Linked DNA regions of Mus musculus: region 1 is linked to region 2. A link is a loop called in an ENCODE intact Hi-C map of the cell type or tissue named here. Cell type or tissue: heart. All regions are shown on one strand. Links, peaks and the distances in the headings refer to the core of each region. The heading gives the core; the rest is flanking DNA. Region 1 holds the start of En2 (engrailed 2). Region 2 holds the start of Mnx1 (motor neuron and pancreas homeobox 1).

The links. Hi-C counts contacts between places; a loop is a spot of excess contacts. Peaks named below come from ENCODE experiments on the same cell type or tissue, not always from the same donor. Only the 100,000 strongest peaks of a DNase experiment are listed, where the experiment ranks them.
Region 1: it touches region 2 in a loop (4-fold over the local background); 9 of 42 quality-filtered maps call a loop at or near these places.

The regions. Positions count from the first base shown.
Region 1 is chr5:28,162,184-28,170,503 of GRCm38, forward strand. It overlaps En2 (engrailed 2), which reads left to right and starts at 3,513. Exons shown (of 2, transcript NM_010134.4): 1 at 3,513-5,001; 2 at 7,936-8,320. The coding sequence starts at 4,344. The coding sequence ends at 8,252. In heart, for the core only: no CTCF peak of the experiment used is centred there; a DNase peak (open chromatin) is centred at 3,458; H3K4me3 peaks cover 3,116 bases; H3K27me3 peaks cover 7,549 bases.
Region 2 is chr5:29,475,404-29,483,723 of GRCm38, forward strand. Mnx1 (motor neuron and pancreas homeobox 1) reads right to left here and starts at 3,067. Exons shown (of 3, transcript NM_019944.2): 1 at 2,182-3,067. The coding sequence starts at 2,872. Gm24538 (a small nuclear RNA gene) reads right to left here and starts at 6,228; the gene lies at 6,122-6,228. In heart, for the core only: a CTCF peak has its summit at 4,083; no DNase peak of the experiment used is centred there; H3K4me3 peaks cover 1,762 bases; H3K27ac peaks cover 525 bases; H3K27me3 peaks cover 7,859 bases.

The sequences.
Region 1 (8,320 bases), core at 150-8,149, 1.3 Mb before region 2:
CTCGGAGGCCTCTCTTTGTCCTCTAGCTTCGGACACACAGAGCAGAGTTCCATGGAGGCGGGTGATTTGCGGGCCCACTGCTGGTCCCTGGTACACGCACAGAAGGGAAACGGTGTTCTGAGGCCAGAGCCGCCAAAAGCGCTCCGAGAGGGACAGATGGCCGCTGCTGGTTCCTCTGATAGAGGACCGAGGTCTGCGGCCAAGGGACACTGAAAGCCGAGTAGAGCCTGCAAGCGCTATGTCTGAGCAGAAGCTAGGACGCTACTAGCATCTCACACATTTCAGGCCCGGGGTGGAGCAGATCTGGCAAACCAAGAAAACAATACCACCCTATTCCAGAAAGTGCAAGAGGCCAGATTGAACCCCCAAAACTAGAAGCCTCCTGAAAGCCAGAACGCTGTCTGTGATACTTAAAATTTCCCCAGCCCCAGTGCATCAGGTGTAAAAGTACCTTCACCTAGGCTTCGCCTTTTGGAAAGGGTTTCTGCCCTTTGCGTGGCGCGCCTGTTCTTAAGGGTAACTCTTTCCTAGAGTTTTCATTTTGGGTAGCCCAACAGCTACCTCGAAATTTCTTTTTGGATTCCGCTACCCTTTCTTCACTGTCCTAGCCTTCAGCTTCCAGGAAGACTGGGAGGAACCTGAGAACTAGACAGTGTTCTTGGCCTAGCTGGACCTGTGTGTGTGTGTGTGTGTGTGTGTGTGTGTGTGTGTGTGTGTGTGTGTGTGTGTAGAGAGGGAGAGAGAGAGAGAGAGAGAGAGAGAGAGAGAGAGAGAGAGAGAGAGAGAGAAGAGGGAGAGAGGAGAGGAGAGGGAGAGAGAAGGACAGGGACAGGGACAGGGACAGGGAGGAGAGAGAGAGGGGGAGAGGGACAGGGGCAGGGACAGGGACGGGGACAGGGAAAGAACCAGCCTAGGTGCTACAGCCAAAACTGTCAGGGTCTCCATTGCAGAGCTGAAGTTGAGTCTAGGGCAGAGTAAAGAGCAGAGTCCAGCCCCTTGGGTTTATCTAATACTGGAACAATCTATGGGGCAGAGGTTCCCAAGAAATGAGAAAATACATCAGGTGAGGGCCTAATTATTTTCATGGGACAGGTAGGGAAATGAACTTGAAATTAGTGCAGGAATCTTGGAGCTCTGATAGTCCCTATCATGGTCCAGTTTAGAAGACAAGAAGAAATCAGAGTGCCCATTTACTAGCTGGTGATAATTCAAGTCTCTCTCTCTCTCTCTCTCTCTCTCTCTCTCTCTCTCTCTCTCTCTCTCTCTCTCTGTTGTTTTTGCTTGTTTTTTGTTTGTTTTTGTTTGTTTGTTTTCAAGACAGGGTTTCTCTGTATATCCCTGGCTGTCCTGGTACTCACTCTGTAGACCAGGCTGGCCTTGAACTCAGAAATCCACCTGCCTCTGCCTCCCAAAGGCATGCACCACCACTGCCTGGCTGATAGTTCAGGTCTCAAATGTTTTTCTTCCTAAGGATGCTCCCTAACCCACTCACTGGTCCCATTTTCATGAAGGTAGGTAGACTTCAAGGTTTCTTCTCTCTCTTTCTCTGTTTTATCAGTCCCTTACCTAGGAAGGACCTAGCAGGTATTTTCCTAGTCAAAAACTTTGGTGAGGACCCCTTCAGATGAGAAAAATAGAGTCATGAAGAGGCACCCTTCCCCATAAGTACAGGGTGGCCATCCCACTTACATACCAGGCCTGTTCCCAGCATCTACCCAAACCTACCTCCAGCAGCTTGAGCCTAAAATTTCTGGGGGTGGTTGTCTGTGTGGGCTAACTTCTGGAACAGCCCTTGGGAGTTATTGCCCTTGCTGAAACCTGCCAGGTAGACAGTTATGTGCACAATGAGGCATTGCTTGGTGTGGGTGCCCAAGTCCAGACACAACTGTCAGCCTCCAGATAGCCTGGCAGGCCTCCATGCCTGGGTTCTGTAGGCTCTGATTCCTGCCCTTCACCAGGACCTGGCAGTTCCTTATAGGAGGCTACCTGGGTTTCAAGTGTGGTAGCCAACAGGCAGGACTTATGAACAACAGCAGCCTGGGGCCAGACACCCAGAAAGCCCTCTGATGTGATCCTAGGCTGTCTGAGGACTTTTATTATTATGCAGCCCTCCTGTGCCCGCCCCCCAGCTGCCCTTCTGGATGTTTCTCAAAGTTAATACATTTCCATATTTTTTTTCACAGACGTGGGAGCCTGTAGTAACCAGAATTTTGGTAGGGGAGAGAAAAGCAAACTGAAAAGATCTTGGGAGATGTTGGGGAAAGAGAGTAGAAAAGAGCCATTCTGTCAGCAACTGGAGGGAAGTTTAGAGAAGGAATAAAGACAGAGCAAGGGAAAACAAATTGGAGCTCCCCCTCCTATCACAGCATCCCTATTCTTTCAAATTAGCCTTGCTTTCTTCCAAAATCAGCTTAAATGTTTTGATACAAAGATAAGGAGATCAGTGGCCTGGTGGCTCAACATAGGAAATGGGGAGTACTGATGACTGGCTCTCTGTCTCAGTCTCTGTCTCTGACTGGCTCTCTGTCTCTCTCTGTCTCTCTCTGTCTCTCTCTGTCTCTGTCTCTCTCTCTCTCTGTCTCTGTCTCTGTCTCTCTGTCTCTCTGTCTCTCTCTCTCTCTCTCTCTCTCTCTCTCTCTCTCTCTCTCTCTCTCTGTGTGTGTGTGTGTGTGTGTGTGTGTGTACAGCTGTATTCAGGATCACTTGTGGGGTGGATGGGTTAAAGGTTTGGCTAAGCAGTCATCACTCATTTCTAAATTAGAAGATCATGTTATAACCCTTCTTAAATAATCCTTTTATTTCTCCTTTCTTAAATGGTGCACTAAAGTGTATTCTCGCATAGATAAAGATCTACGTTGAGGTTCCCGAGGAGCCACTGTCCACGGGTGGAATCTTTCCGTATGCATGCGTCTCCTGCACAGGCACAAACATGCATGCTGAGAGTAGGATTCTGCAGGTACCTGTGCTCTTGCCTGCCGATTAGGACTGCACGCTGCTGGGGAACCAAAGTGACAATTTTCCCCTCCACCAGCAAAGAAAGCGGGTCACAAACGTCCCTTTGTATCTCGGTACCTCATTTAATTTTATTTATGCATTTTGTGCAAGGAATTGTGGGATCTCACCACACCGTAAACAATATGGGAATGTTAAAAAATAACGATCTTTCGGCGCGTGTCCAGTTAGGCGTAGCAGTGACCTGGTGGGACTGTTCACAAGCTTCCTCAGCGTCTCTAACCGAGAGAAGATGAGGAGTGCGAGTGAGCACCGCTGACTCGCCGATGGATCTGGCTGGATTATAGGCTCCCGCGCCGGGAGCCCTGGGCACGGCCACTTTAAAGGGGGGAGGGGAGGTGGCGGCGGGGGAGGGGCGGCAGGCGGTTCCTGTCACCAAGCTGCCGCGGGCGCGTCACGTGGATGAGCGGCGCGGCTGCCATTGGCCCGAGGCACGTGTCCAGGAGACCGGCCCGCGACGTCACTTGAGGGGGCTCTGTTAAAAATAAGAACAAAAATCCAGAGTGAAAGTGTCTCAGGTTGCGCTAAGTGGCCTGAAATTTTCCCGAGCCCGCGCGAAAGCCGAGGCAGCGAAGGCGCGCGGACCGGGAGGGAGGGAGCGCAGGAGGCCCTGCCCGGCCCGGCCTCCCGCCCCTCACTCATGCGGCTCGGGCCGCGGGGCTGCGCGGGGCTCAGCGGGGGCGCAGCCGCTCGCCCGTGGGGCGCCCCGGCCCGCAGCGGGGCGGCGGCCTGGCGCGGGGAGCCCCGGGGCGGGCGGAGCGCAGCGCGGGCCCACGGCCCTCCATGTGCGTGCTGGCGGCTGCGGGCGCGCTGAGAACCCGCGCCCAGCAGCCTCGAGGGTCGGCCGGGACCGGCGGGTGGCAACGGCCGAGCAGTGGCTGCCCGAGCGGGCCCGAGCGGCAGTGAGCGCGGGCGGCGCGCTGCCTGCATGCGCGCGGCAGCGGCGGAGGCGGCGGCGCCGGAGCCCGAGGCTGCTGACCACCAAAAGGAGCGCGGAGTTGCACGGACGTCCCGGGTCCCCGGAGTGGTGCGGTGACCATCTAGAGTCCGGTGCGTCGCCAAGACCGGGACCCGCTTCCGTTGAATCGCCCGGCGTCCCTGCCGGCGGGGAGACTGGTGATTTGCTAACGCACTCCGTGGATCCGAACGTGGCTTGGCTCCGAGCGCGCCCGGCGACCTGTAGGACTCCAGCCCTGGCCACTGTCGCCGCTCGCACGCTCGGAGGACTCGGCTGCGTAGGAGCGCTCGGGGCTCGCTGTGTGCCGCGGATCGGCCGGAGATCGCTTTGGCGGTGGGCCGGTGGAGAGGCGATTTGGGATTTTCTGTGAAGTATGGAGGAGAAGGATTCCAAGCCCAGCGAGACGGCGGCGGAGGCGCAGAGACAGCCGGAACCCAGCTCCGGCGGCGGCTCTGGCGGCGGCAGCAGCCCGAGCGACTCGGACACCGGCCGCCGGCGGGCTCTGATGCTGCCCGAGGTCCTACAGGCGCCAGGCAACCACCAGCATCCACATCGCATCACCAACTTCTTCATCGATAACATCCTGCGGCCTGAGTTTGGCCGCCGAAAGGACGCGGGGACTTGCTGTGCGGGCGCGGGCGGAGCCAGGGGAGGCGAAGGCGGCGCTGGCACTACCGAAGGAGGCGGCGGCGGCGCAGGCGGAGCCGAGCAGCTACTGGGCGCCAGGGAGTCCCGACCGAACCCAGCGTGCGCACCCAGCGCGGGAGGAACGCTCTCCGCCGCCGCTGGCGACCCTGCGGTCGACGGAGAAGGAGGTTCCAAGACGCTATCACTTCACGGTGGTGCCAAAAAACCCGGCGATCCTGGGGGTTCCTTGGATGGAGTGCTCAAAGCCCGGGGCTTGGGCGGCGGTGACCTGTCGGTGAGCTCCGACTCGGACAGCTCTCAAGCCAGCGCCACTCTGGGCGCGCAGCCCATGCTCTGGCCCGCTTGGGTCTACTGCACGCGCTATTCTGACCGGCCTTCTTCAGGTGAGCCCATGGGAATCAGGCCGCTGAGGGGAGGCCCGCGGGGCTAGGGAGGGCGCTTCCTAGTAAACTTGCACGGAGGGAAAGGATCACATTTTCTCCTGCACACACACACACACACACACACACACTCCTCACCGAAGCGTCAAAGAGCAGCAGCCAGGCAGTTGGAAGGACACACAGACCTAGGACTCTGTTCTTCTCTCATCTCATCTCTCTCAGAGCCTCTCACAGACTCTCTCTCTCTCTCTCTCTCTCTCTCTCTCTCTCTCTCTCTCTCTCTCTCTCTCTCTCTCTCTCTCTCTCTCTTTTTCCTGGACCCTGTAAACTCTCTGCCATCCTCAGGCCCATAGTCCCCAGAACTGGTTATTCCAACTCTGGGTGCTCTCCTGCTCCATTCTTGGCCTAGTGTGACCGCTGCGAAGGAGCAGAGGAAAAACCACAAGAAAGCGGTGAAAACTGGGGCACCCTTTGCCAGTTTATCTGACGAACCCGGTAGTTCGTTCCATCCTGCAAGCCCGCGGCTTGGAGAAGGTGCAAAGATCTCAGAGCCTCCATCAGGCAGAAAGGAACCTTCAAGTGTTTTACGATGCTACCAAGAGTGAGAAGGTGGCGGCTTTCAGAGGGGGGTGTGAAGAGGTTCGGACAAATTTTCTCCATTCGTTTATAATTTTTAAGACCTCGTAGACGCGGGCCTGCGGTTAGAAAGCGCCATTAGCAATGAGTTTCATTTGTCCATGATCTGACTGAGCTGAGCGAGGCCCTGCACACCCCCAATCCTCAGCTGTTCTATGGGTGTCCTTTACTTATGTTCGTAGCAAGACTGAGTCGCTCTGGGCTGCCTTCTTGCAGCATCCTGTTTGTGTCTGCTGAAATCCAGTTTTTTTGCAGTTAGACCTGAAATTTGCTCCATTGTTCTCGCCTCCCTCCTTTGTTAATATTTAATTAACATATAGGCTCACAAAGCCGACTGGCCTTGAGTCGCGCTCGGCTTTGTGAGGAGCCAGCGAGTGAGTCCGCGCCATACCAAGCCCTGGCGGCCCTGGGGATCTTGCATGATGGCCCGCGTGGTTCGCCTCACAGCTTTCCTAGGCTTAACGAAATCCCTTTCCTGACTGTAAGTAACGTTTCTTTTCTGGGCATTTAAGAAAGAAAGTAGGGGCAGAGAGTATTTGCCGAGATTTGGTTCTGTTTTCTCTAAGTCCCCTAAGTGTTTGCCTTTTAAAAGAGAATTCATGGGAAGAGGAACCGAAAGTATGTTTTTCAGATGTTCTTTCTCAGAAATAGGAGTTTGCGGAGGTTGGAGTGTGTGTTGTAGGACACGAACCCCAGGGTGGAGGAGACTGGAGGACAGAGCCCTCTTTCCCAGGGAGGAAAGGAGGAGAGTTTGAGATCCGCTCCGGAAGTCGGGGTTCAGGTTTGAGCAGGCCAGGCCTCTCCCGTGGTCTCGCCCTCTTGTCCTAGAAGCCTCACTGGCCAGGTGTAAGCCAGGTCGTGGGTGCCGAGCCCCGCTCCCTCATCCTCAGCATGGATGTGAAGAGGACTGTATGGCGTGCGGGTGTGTGTGACCGTGGGTACACTTAAAACACCGGGTTTTGGATCTGCACTGTCCCGGATGTCCTCTGGTGCTCAAAGACCCTTTTGGGTTTGCCCTTTGGTAAGAGCGCCGGGATCTACTTGTCTGGAGGCCAGGGAGTCCTCAGCCGAGGCTTGCCGCCCCTGACTGCACTGCACTGAGTAGTGGATGGGAGAGTCTGGTACCGCACTGCCGGTTTCCTCCACCATCCCCGCAGCGCAGGGCAGTGCATTCCGTCCTGGCTGCGAAGGGGGATGGTCGGGCCTTCTCCAGCCTCTTCCGCTTCTAGCGGAAGGGGCCTTGATGGAAGGGCCCGCATGTCTCCAAAGTTGATTCATGCTTCTTGCACAGAGAAAGACCAGAAAGAAGGTCTCAAGTTTTAGCCGGTAGCCCGGATGGCCTTTCCTGCACGGCACCATATGAACCTTGTGACCCTGACAAAGAGACCCCTCTAACCCAAGACCCCCTACCACTTTACCCTTTCCCTTTGAAGGCTTTCCCACACCACCCTCCACACTTGCCCCAAACACTGCCAACTATGTAGGAGGAAGGGGTTGGGACTAACAGAAGAACCCGTTGTGGGGAAGCTGTTGGGAGGGTCACTTTATGTTCTTGCCCAAGGTCAGTTGGGTGGCCTGCTTCTGATGAGGTGGTCCCAAGGTCTGGGGTAGAAGGTGAGAGGGACAGGCCACCAAGGTCAGCCCCCCCCCCCCTATCCCATAGGAGCCAGGTCCCTCTCCTGGACAGGAAGACTGAAGGGGAGATGCCAGAGACTCAGTGAAGCCTGGGGTACCCTATTGGAGTCCTTCAAGGAAACAAACTTGGCCTCACCAGGCCTCAGCCTTGGCTCCTCCTGGGAACTCTACTGCCCTTGGGATCCCCTTGTAGTTGTGGGTTACATAGGAAGGGGGACGGGATTCCCCTTGACTGGCTAGCCTACTCTTTTCTTCAGTCTTCTCCATCTCCTCTCACCTGTCTCTCGACCCTTTCCCTAGGATAGACTTGGAAAAAGATAAGGGGAGAAAACAAATGCAAACGAGGCCAGAAAGATTTTGGCTGGGCATTCCTTCCGCTAGCTTTTATTGGGATCCCCTAGTTTGTGATAGGCCTTTTAGCTACATCTGCCAATCCATCTCATTTTCACACACACACACCACTTTCCTTCTGGTCAGTGGGCACATGCCCAGCCTCAAGTTTATATCACCACCCCCAATGCCCAACACTTGTATGGCCTTGGGCGGGTCATCCCCCCCCCCCCACCCCCAGTATCTGCAACCTCAAGCTTGGGTGCGTGGGTTGTGGATAAGTAGCTAGACTCCAGCAACCAGTAACCTCTGCCCTTTCTCCTCCATGACAACCAGGTCCCAGGTCCCGAAAACCAAAGAAGAAGAACCCTAACAAAGAGGACAAGCGGCCTCGCACAGCCTTCACTGCTGAGCAGCTCCAGAGGCTCAAGGCTGAGTTTCAGACCAACAGGTACCTGACAGAGCAGCGGCGCCAGAGTCTGGCACAGGAGCTCAGCCTGAACGAGTCTCAGATCAAGATTTGGTTCCAGAACAAGCGGGCCAAAATCAAGAAAGCCACGGGCAACAAGAACACTTTGGCGGTGCACCTCATGGCACAGGGCCTGTACAACCATTCCACCACGGCCAAGGAGGGCAAGTCGGACAGCGAGTAGGGCGAGCAGGGCGGGTGGGCCGGCCGGCCGGCCAGGTCTAGGGCCGCGAGAAACAATGCAATAATTTT
Region 2 (8,320 bases), core at 227-8,226:
ACGTCTCTGTTGACAAACTCTCCCCTCCTAGTGCTAAGGCCAAAGGCTGAGGACTGGAAGCCTATTGGGACGATTCTCATTACTCAAATTAAAGGTTGAGCTGTGAGTAGATCTGGCTTTCTGTGTGTTCCGGGAGATCTGTCCAGCTTTATTTACATAATTTCGCACAGTTACATCACAGAGAATTTTATGACCTCAAAATGAAACTTCCCTTGATTTCCCAGGAGTGCGAAAAGTGTTAGACAATAAAAGAAAGAAAGCAAGGGAAAGAAAGAGGCCAGCCCCTGGCTGGGATGAGCTCAGGCTCCCCTGGGATGGGTAATTTGCTTTATAGGAAGGTCCACGCCCCCTGCTTTAGTTAAACAAGGCTACAAATTCCCAGCTTGACAATACATTAGAACTCTAATTAAAACGCTGTCTTGGAAGGGATCATTTGGGAAATGCCATCCAGTAGAAACAACCAATTAAAGAAAACCAAGCTAGTTTTCCCAGGGGAGAGGGAAGTCCCAGGAACAGAACATATTCAGCCACCCTCCGCTGCATTCCTTAGTGTCCATTGGGATCTGGGGCTTGGCTTTCTTTTCCTAATGTAGACCTGGCCATACTTTAAATGCCCACACCATGAGACATCATGGGCTGGATATTCTGGCAAAGGGATCCCACTTACATGGATTTTGATTGATCCTGGGCTCCACAAAAACATCCCTTTTCTCCCAGAGACCACTTGTGTAGCCAGTAAACCCAGAGCTATGGAGGCCTGTTGTTGACCACTGGTCAGCTCTTCTCAGGACCACTATGCTTCTCAGGCCTGGAAAGTCCAGCCATAGTGGACATCTGAAACCTGGGTTCCTCAGCCAGGCACAGATCCTGCCTAGGACTTAGTGAATAGGAATGATTTCAGAGATGTCTGAGCTGCAGTCCAACTGAGGTTAAAGGGAGCCTTTCCTCTTTGCTGAGATCAACAAGGCTAGTCTTCTTGGAGCCAAGCTGGGAAAAACCTGGGTGGCTGCGAGCAAACAAGTGCGCAGGCTGTGATTCTCTCACCACCTTGCTACTTCTGCGGTTCTCTGGGGCCCCAGCTTTCTCTGTTTAGTCATGACCACCGCTTCCAGCAGAGGAATCTGAATTCTGGCAAATGTTTATTTCTGTTTTCTTTTTTGCTTTTTTTCTCCCTCCAGTGCCTGCATCTTCCCAGTCTAAACAAACCCACTCAGACGGAAACAATGGGGTCTCTTTGTTTGGGTGTTGAGTGGCTGACAGGAGAAAGCCATATACATCTTCTGGTCCATCCATTCAGGAAAGGCAGCTTGCCCCTATCCAAGTCAGGCACAGAGCAGAAATCAGAGCCAGGGTGCCCTACACAGACGCTGCATGTGCCAGGGAAGTCGGAAATGTCCCCCCTCCCGCAAGGTTGTCCCTATTGGGTAACAGAGAGGATGCAGAAGACTGGACCTTTGTGCCCTCACCTTGGACAGGAACTCCCCAAGGTGTTGAGCACCTGAAGTTCCCAGCCAGGCACTTTCTATTTATAGACCCGGTGACCTTATATTCAAACAGACCAGTTCGACATCATTTGGAGGGACGCCCACCCTCACCAACACACACACACACACACACACACACACACACACACACAGAGAGAGAGAGAGAGACAGAGACAGAGACAGAGACAGAGACAGACAGAGACAGACAGAGAGACAGAGACATGCAAATGTCTTGCCCTTCAAAGGAAGGCAGAGTCCTTACAAGGGCCACGGAAGAGCTACTTCTGGACCCAGTGATGTGTCTCTTCATAGCCTATAATGGAACCTCTGACAAAGTTCATTTTCTCAAGATAAGTCCCCGGTTTCAGCGACCCCCAAAACCTGCCCTAATCGAGGCTAGCCTTTCCGCGCACTTCCTTGTCCAGCTTGCAGGTTATTCTTTAGGTTTTAGCCTCACACCTCCAACCTCCCCTGTCTGTTAAGAGAGATAGAGAGGCCAAGGCCTGCTTGTGGCCATCTTAATAATTTGAGGCTCCTTTCATTCTGTGCGGCCCACGAGAGGCCTCACAGGCCCAGGAATGAGCCACAGAGGCTTCGATGCTCTTCCACAGCTCGCTAGGAGGTGAGAGCAAAAGGAAGGGGGTGCGAGAGAGGAGGATGCGCGTGAGAACTGTCCGGGTGCGGCGCAGGTACTCACAGCTGAAGTCCGGCATCTTGGGCAGGATCATGCCCGCAGTAGACGCGCGCAGCCACTGGTCCAGTTGGAAGGTGCTGGCACCCAGCTTGATGGGGTCGGCAGGGTGCGCAGGGTGCGCGCCCTGCACCTGAGGGTATGAGTAGGAAAGCGCCGGGTGCTGGCCAGCTAGCGCGGCCGCTGCAGCTGCTGCCGAATAACTGTAGACCGGGTGTCCATAGAGAGCCGCCTGTGCAGGGAGGCCCGCGCCGCCCTGTGCGCCCCCCGGGTGCAGCCCCAGTGCCAGGCCACCGGCAGCCGCGGCAGCGGCAGCGGCAGCCGCGGCGGCTGCTGCACCAGGGTGCGCGTGGTGGTGGGGAGTGCCCGGCCCACCCGCCGCGCCGCCGCCTCCTCCGGCGCCCAGGAATCCGGGCTTGGGCAGCAGCGCGCAGTGTGCAGCCAGCAAGCGTGGGGGCGACGGGCTCTCAGCTCTCAGCCGGTCACCGGGCGCTGCAGTGGCCTCCGAGGATGCGGGACTGCAGCTACGGCTCGCCCCGCTACTGGTCCCCCCGCCGCCGCTGCCGCCGCGGCCGGGACCAGATACTGTAGTCGCGAGGGAAGTGACCAAGGCCAGAGGCGCGCTCTGCGTGGAGGCGGCTCGCGGGGGATCCACGGCCAGCAGGGCGTCGATGCGGAAATTTTTGGATTTTTCCATCGGCTCGATTGGAGCTGACAATCAGGGTCCAAGGGTGGGCGATGCAGTCGTGTGCGGGCTTACGGAGACTGAGCGTGGCGGTGGCCAGCCTTGGGGCCGGTATTGTTACTGCGATTTTTTGCCAATAAAGTCGCAGCCGGAAACTCAGCTGAGAGCGACCATCGTCCAGGCGCCTCCTCTTTGCGGTCCTCGTGGGGACCGCGCTCCACTCACTGGTATGAACTTCCACCGGAGCGCTCCTGCGAGTTTGTGTTGGGGAGACCGGCTCTCTGCTCTCAAGAGCTCAAGCGACCGCATCGAGGCCACTGGTGCCTTGGTGGGGACCCGCGCCCCTCCGCACACTTGAAGCTCAGGGCGGTCTGGGATTGGCGCGCTCAGCGGGGGCCCGAGGAGGGCTGTCTGCCCGGCGATTGGCCGAGGGGCTCACCTGTCACGGTCCAATTAGCCTGACGCCCCGCCCCTGCGCCCCCAGGTCCTAAGCAGCCGGTGGTGAACAGCGTAGGTGGCCGGAGGAGGCAGGTTGGAGAGTTTGGAGGCTGAACACAAGCTTACTGCTTCCTTGCTGCTGGGAGAGTGGTGAGCGCCAGTAACCCTGGGTCCCAGTGAGTGCCCCCCGAGTCCCTTTGACACCTTGTTCCTCCAGAGGCGGACGCCTTATCTTCCTCCAGCTACTCGCGCTCCCTTGAGGGAGTTGTGGAATGTTCTGCACTGAGGAACTAGGTGGGTCCTCACCCCTGAAGTCCACTAGGTACCCAAAACGGGACCCTGAGCTTAGTACACTGAAGACTGTTCGGTTTCCCAAAATCTCTCGCGTTCCTGAGTGTTGATTGCTTCAAGATGGTTTGCGTCCCTGTCATTAACCCTCAGCAGGTCGAACCTTCTTATCTGCCCCTCCCCCAAAAGTATCATGCGCCGCAAATGTTTGTTTGTAGGGTTTCGGTGTGTATAAATACGGTATTAGAGGTTGAAGCCTACAAATCTTCAGTCAGAGTGGAGAGAGAGCAGTTTTCCAACTCAGAGATGCACATTGACTTGAAGGTCGTTTGCACAGGTGCCACTGAGCCGGACCTAGGTGAGAACCAAGTTCTATTAGAGCCTTGCCTTGTGGGGGTGTAGGAAAAAGGCTTTGCGGGAATTGGCCGAGGACTGCTCCCTCGGACTGAGCCAGTTCGCAGGCTAAGGGAGCCACTATCAGGCTCTCGCCTCCTCCTGCCGGCCGAGTTCAGGAAAATCAAGAAAGGGCTTCCAGAGACCGTATTAAAGTGTGAATCCAGACCTCAGCCTGCGCACATATCAAATATTTACTGTAAACACGCTTCCGGGGGCTTTTTTTTTTTAATGTAACGAATCAATAAGTAGTTTGAGAAATCAAGCTTTCTCGCTAGCTCCATTCTCGGGTATCTTCCCCAAACACGAGGGGAAAGTGGGAGGGAGTTCCAGGTCTCTGGATCGCGGCTTCCCAACCAGGTGAGAGGTTAATAAAAGATCGGAAATGGCCCAGGGAAGGCCAGGAGGCTAGGACAATCCTTGTTGGGTGAATTTAAAAGTAGCAGGCAAAGCTGTTTCAAGAGGGATTGGGGGTGGGGGGTAACGATAAATATAAGTAAGGACTATATTTTCCCTGTCAACAAGTTTTGTTTAGGAGAGATTTAACGCAGTGATTCTGTTGGGATGAGTGAGTAGGTTTTTTGTTTTTGTTGTTTTTGTTTTGTTTTTGTTTTTGATTTTGGAGACAGGGTTTCTCTGTCTAGCCCTGGCTGTCTTGGAACTCACTCTGTAGACCAGGCTGGCCTCGAACTCAGAAATCCTCCTGCCTCTGCCTCCCAAGTGCTGGGATTAAAGGTGTGCGCCACCATGCTCGGCTGAGTGGAGTTTTTATTATGACAGGGTGGTCCTGGCTGGAAAATCTGGAACCCAGCGGGGAACATCTTGGAGTAAGTTGTGCACAGCTTTGCAAAGGCCTCCAGCTAGTCTGAAAATAGTACAAGCACATAGCTCTTGTCTTTAGGTGCTGTCTCTTTGGGGTGATGAAAATGCAGCTCTGCCTTTTAGAGGGTTAAAGGAACACTTGTGTTCCATGAGTGGTTCCCTGCCAGTTCTCCTATCTTGGAAGCCCAATTAAGGCAAGTAAGGATGCTGGGATGCCCTACCCCCATCCCCAGGATTCAGTCTTGACCCCATTGCATTTACAGAAACTTGTGTTTAAGGCCCATGGGCCTTTTCCAGATGAGAGTCCCAAAGAAGAAAGAGAACCTAACCATGGTGAGGCAAGTCTCTAATCCCAGCACTCAGGAGGCAGAGGCAGGTGGGGTCTGTGAGTTCTAGGCCAGCCTAGTCTACAGAGCCAGTTCCAGGACAGCAACCAAAAATGCTACACAGAGATACCCTGTCTTGAAAAAAACAACAACAAAACAAACAAAGGAGAAGAAGGAGGAAAAAAAGGGTGGCTGCAGATGAGATTTTCCTGGGGTGGACCTCATGGACCCGAATCATCTCTAAACTACACAACCAGGGTTGTTTTTGGTGATGATACAGTATTAGGTCTACTGAGTTTAGGCACAGGTTTCCTTAGTAAAGTCATCCGAGAAGAGGAATTCATTTCCTGTTTGTTGTGTAGGGGATGTGATCCAAAAGCTTCTAAATCCCTTTCAAACCCTTCCCACTTCGTCTGGTGTTTGACCATCCACCAGGCTAACCCACACCAGTCCCCACCACCTGTGGGCTGAGTGAGGTTGTATCAAGAGCCCCTTCAGCGAAGGGGAAATTTGCATATCAGACTTGATGGATATATTTCTTTGTTTGACAAAGTGGGGGTTGGGCCAAAAAGACTCTGAAGTCAAAGGGCTTGAATATGATCATATATTCTGCTTCGGTTTGAGCGGGAACTTGTATCCTGAGAGGTGGGAGTTGGGAGAGAGACTGGGAGTCGTCTGGAACTGGGATCTTTGTGTGTTTTACGAGTGGAGTGAGCATGCTGCGTCTCTTCCTGTTCCCAGCGTCTATTGACCCAGCCCAGCTGGCTCTGGGGCAGCCTGGGACTGAGCTGGGGGTTTACTACGGTACCCTTGAGAGATCAAAGGTCTGGTCCCAGAAGCATGCCTATTCTTTTTTTTTTTTTTATTAGATATTTTCTTTATTTACATTTCAAATGTTATCCCCTTTCCTAGTTTCCCCTCCCCAAATCCCCTATCCCCTCTCCCCTCCCTCTGCTCCCCAACCCACCTGTTCCCATTCCTGGTCCTGGCAAAAAAAAATAAGGAATGCTTCACAAATTTGCATGTCATCCTTGCGCAGGGGCCATGCTAATCTTCTCTGTATCGGTTCAGTTTTAGTATAGGTGCTGCCGAAGTGAGCACAGCATTCCCATTGTTGTGCCTCAAGGTAGCTCCCTTCTCCAGAAGCCCCAGGGGCCAAATGAGGCTCTTGGAGGGCAGAGAGGAAGACCTCTCCTACCCAAAAGAGGCTGGAATTTAAGGCCCGGTGTACATTTAATCATCTGGCTCCCAGTCATTTTTTTCTCTGCGTCTAGCCAGGATCCCTCTTTTGGGTCTTGCATTAAGTTACTGAATATAACTTGTGATTGAGCCTCCTCTCATTACTGAGAAAGGTGTGTTGATTTATACAAATAACCACAAGGAAATAAGATGTTGGGGTGGGGAGTATAGTGGTTCCACAGTTCAGTGCTTAAGAGTGAGTGCAGCTCTTGAGGAGGACCCAAGTTGGGTTCCCACCACTCACACTCACAACCACCTCCAACTCCAGCTACAGGAAATCGGATTCCCTCTTATGGCCTCTTTGGGTACGTGCATTCCCATAAATAGACACAAACATACACACAATGCAAACATAAAAAGAAAACTTACAAAGATGTTATAATCTACAAGTTTTACCCCTGACATTATACAAGAACTCAGAACAAAACCTACATGCACCCATATTCACAGGTCAGGTCAGCATTGATTCTATAACTGATCACCTACAAACACATCCCTTTCTGTGGAATGCAGCAGGTACAATATATAATAGCCATTAACAAAAAGGCCAAGAGCCTGGAGGTATGGCTAGGAGACTGGATGGAAGGCAGCATTCCCTGCATCTCCCTCCACACACCTGCCATTTGTCTGGCTGTTTCCAAAACTTAAAACAAGCAACCCCCTGCCCACAGCAGCCTCATGGAGAAAGGTTCATGAAGACTGACTTCTCAGCCCTTTTGAACTCCATGAGAGTTAACTCACATCAACATTTTGAGGCGGGGCTGGTGAGATGGCTCAGTGGGTTAGAGCACCCTACTGCTCTTCCGAAGGTCCAGAGTTCAAATCCCAGCAACCACATGGTGGCTCACAACCATCTGTAACGAGATCTGACTCCCTCTTCTGGTGTGTCTGAAGACAGCTACAATGTACTTACATATAATAAATAAATAAATCTTTAAAAAAAAAAACATTTTAAGGCTTCCCTTCAGGAAAATGAGCCTGGAGGATGTAGTGAGGCCAGTGAGGTCCAGGACACAAGCCCACAGGGGTGGTGATGGTGGTATTTTTCAGAGGCTGAATAAGTACTCAGGAGGACAGAAAGCAAGCAGGAAGTGTGAATGCTGGACCTGGAAGGTCATAGACCAACTTCCTTCAAGTCAGACTGAAATCAGTGCTTGGAATGTCTCTGGGGACATAACCCGTCCACCCACCCCAGCCTGAGGACACACAGAATCCAATGGGGAGCCTGGGGTCACAGGGAGGTGAGATCAGGAGAAGGGATGTCTGATGAGTCCCCCCCCACACACACACACTCATTACAGCCCCTTCAGAGCCCAAAAGTACCATCAGCTCCTTTATTACCATCCTTTGATCTACCACCCTTTTCTCAGACCTCCATCCCCAGTTCAGCTTTAAAGGGGTGGTTTGCAAAGGTGGCTCAGAAGACAGGTGACCTGAAGACCCAGTGTTCCAACCTGAGGTGAACTGCTCTTGCCAAGGACACTACAAGCCAGTCCTTTTCTTTGCCAGCCCCCCCCCCTTCTCTACCTCTCCCAGCACACTTGGATTTCCTTCCTCCCTTTTTAGAAAGCTTACTCTGCCCTCCCTACTGCCTGGTCCACCCTCAGGCCATCTTCACTGGCTGCCCTTCTCCACTGGCCCCATTCCTCCTTGTAAATAAATAAATAAGTCCAGCCCAAACCTGGGTTGTAGGGGTACAGGGAGAAAGACAGTAAGATATAAATTTGAAAAACTCCAGCACAAAAATATATTCTATATTTGAAAATTTTACTCAAGGTTTCGGGTTTTTGTTTGTTTTGCTGTGTACTTAGAACATAGAGAAGAGACTGAGCTCAGCCCTGCGCTGGATGCTTTCTGACCCAGGAAGCCAAAGACATTTTCAATTTCTCTTACAATCCTAGAGGCCATAGGTATGAATCATAAAGAGAAACAAGGCTAAGAGAGGTCACCTCAG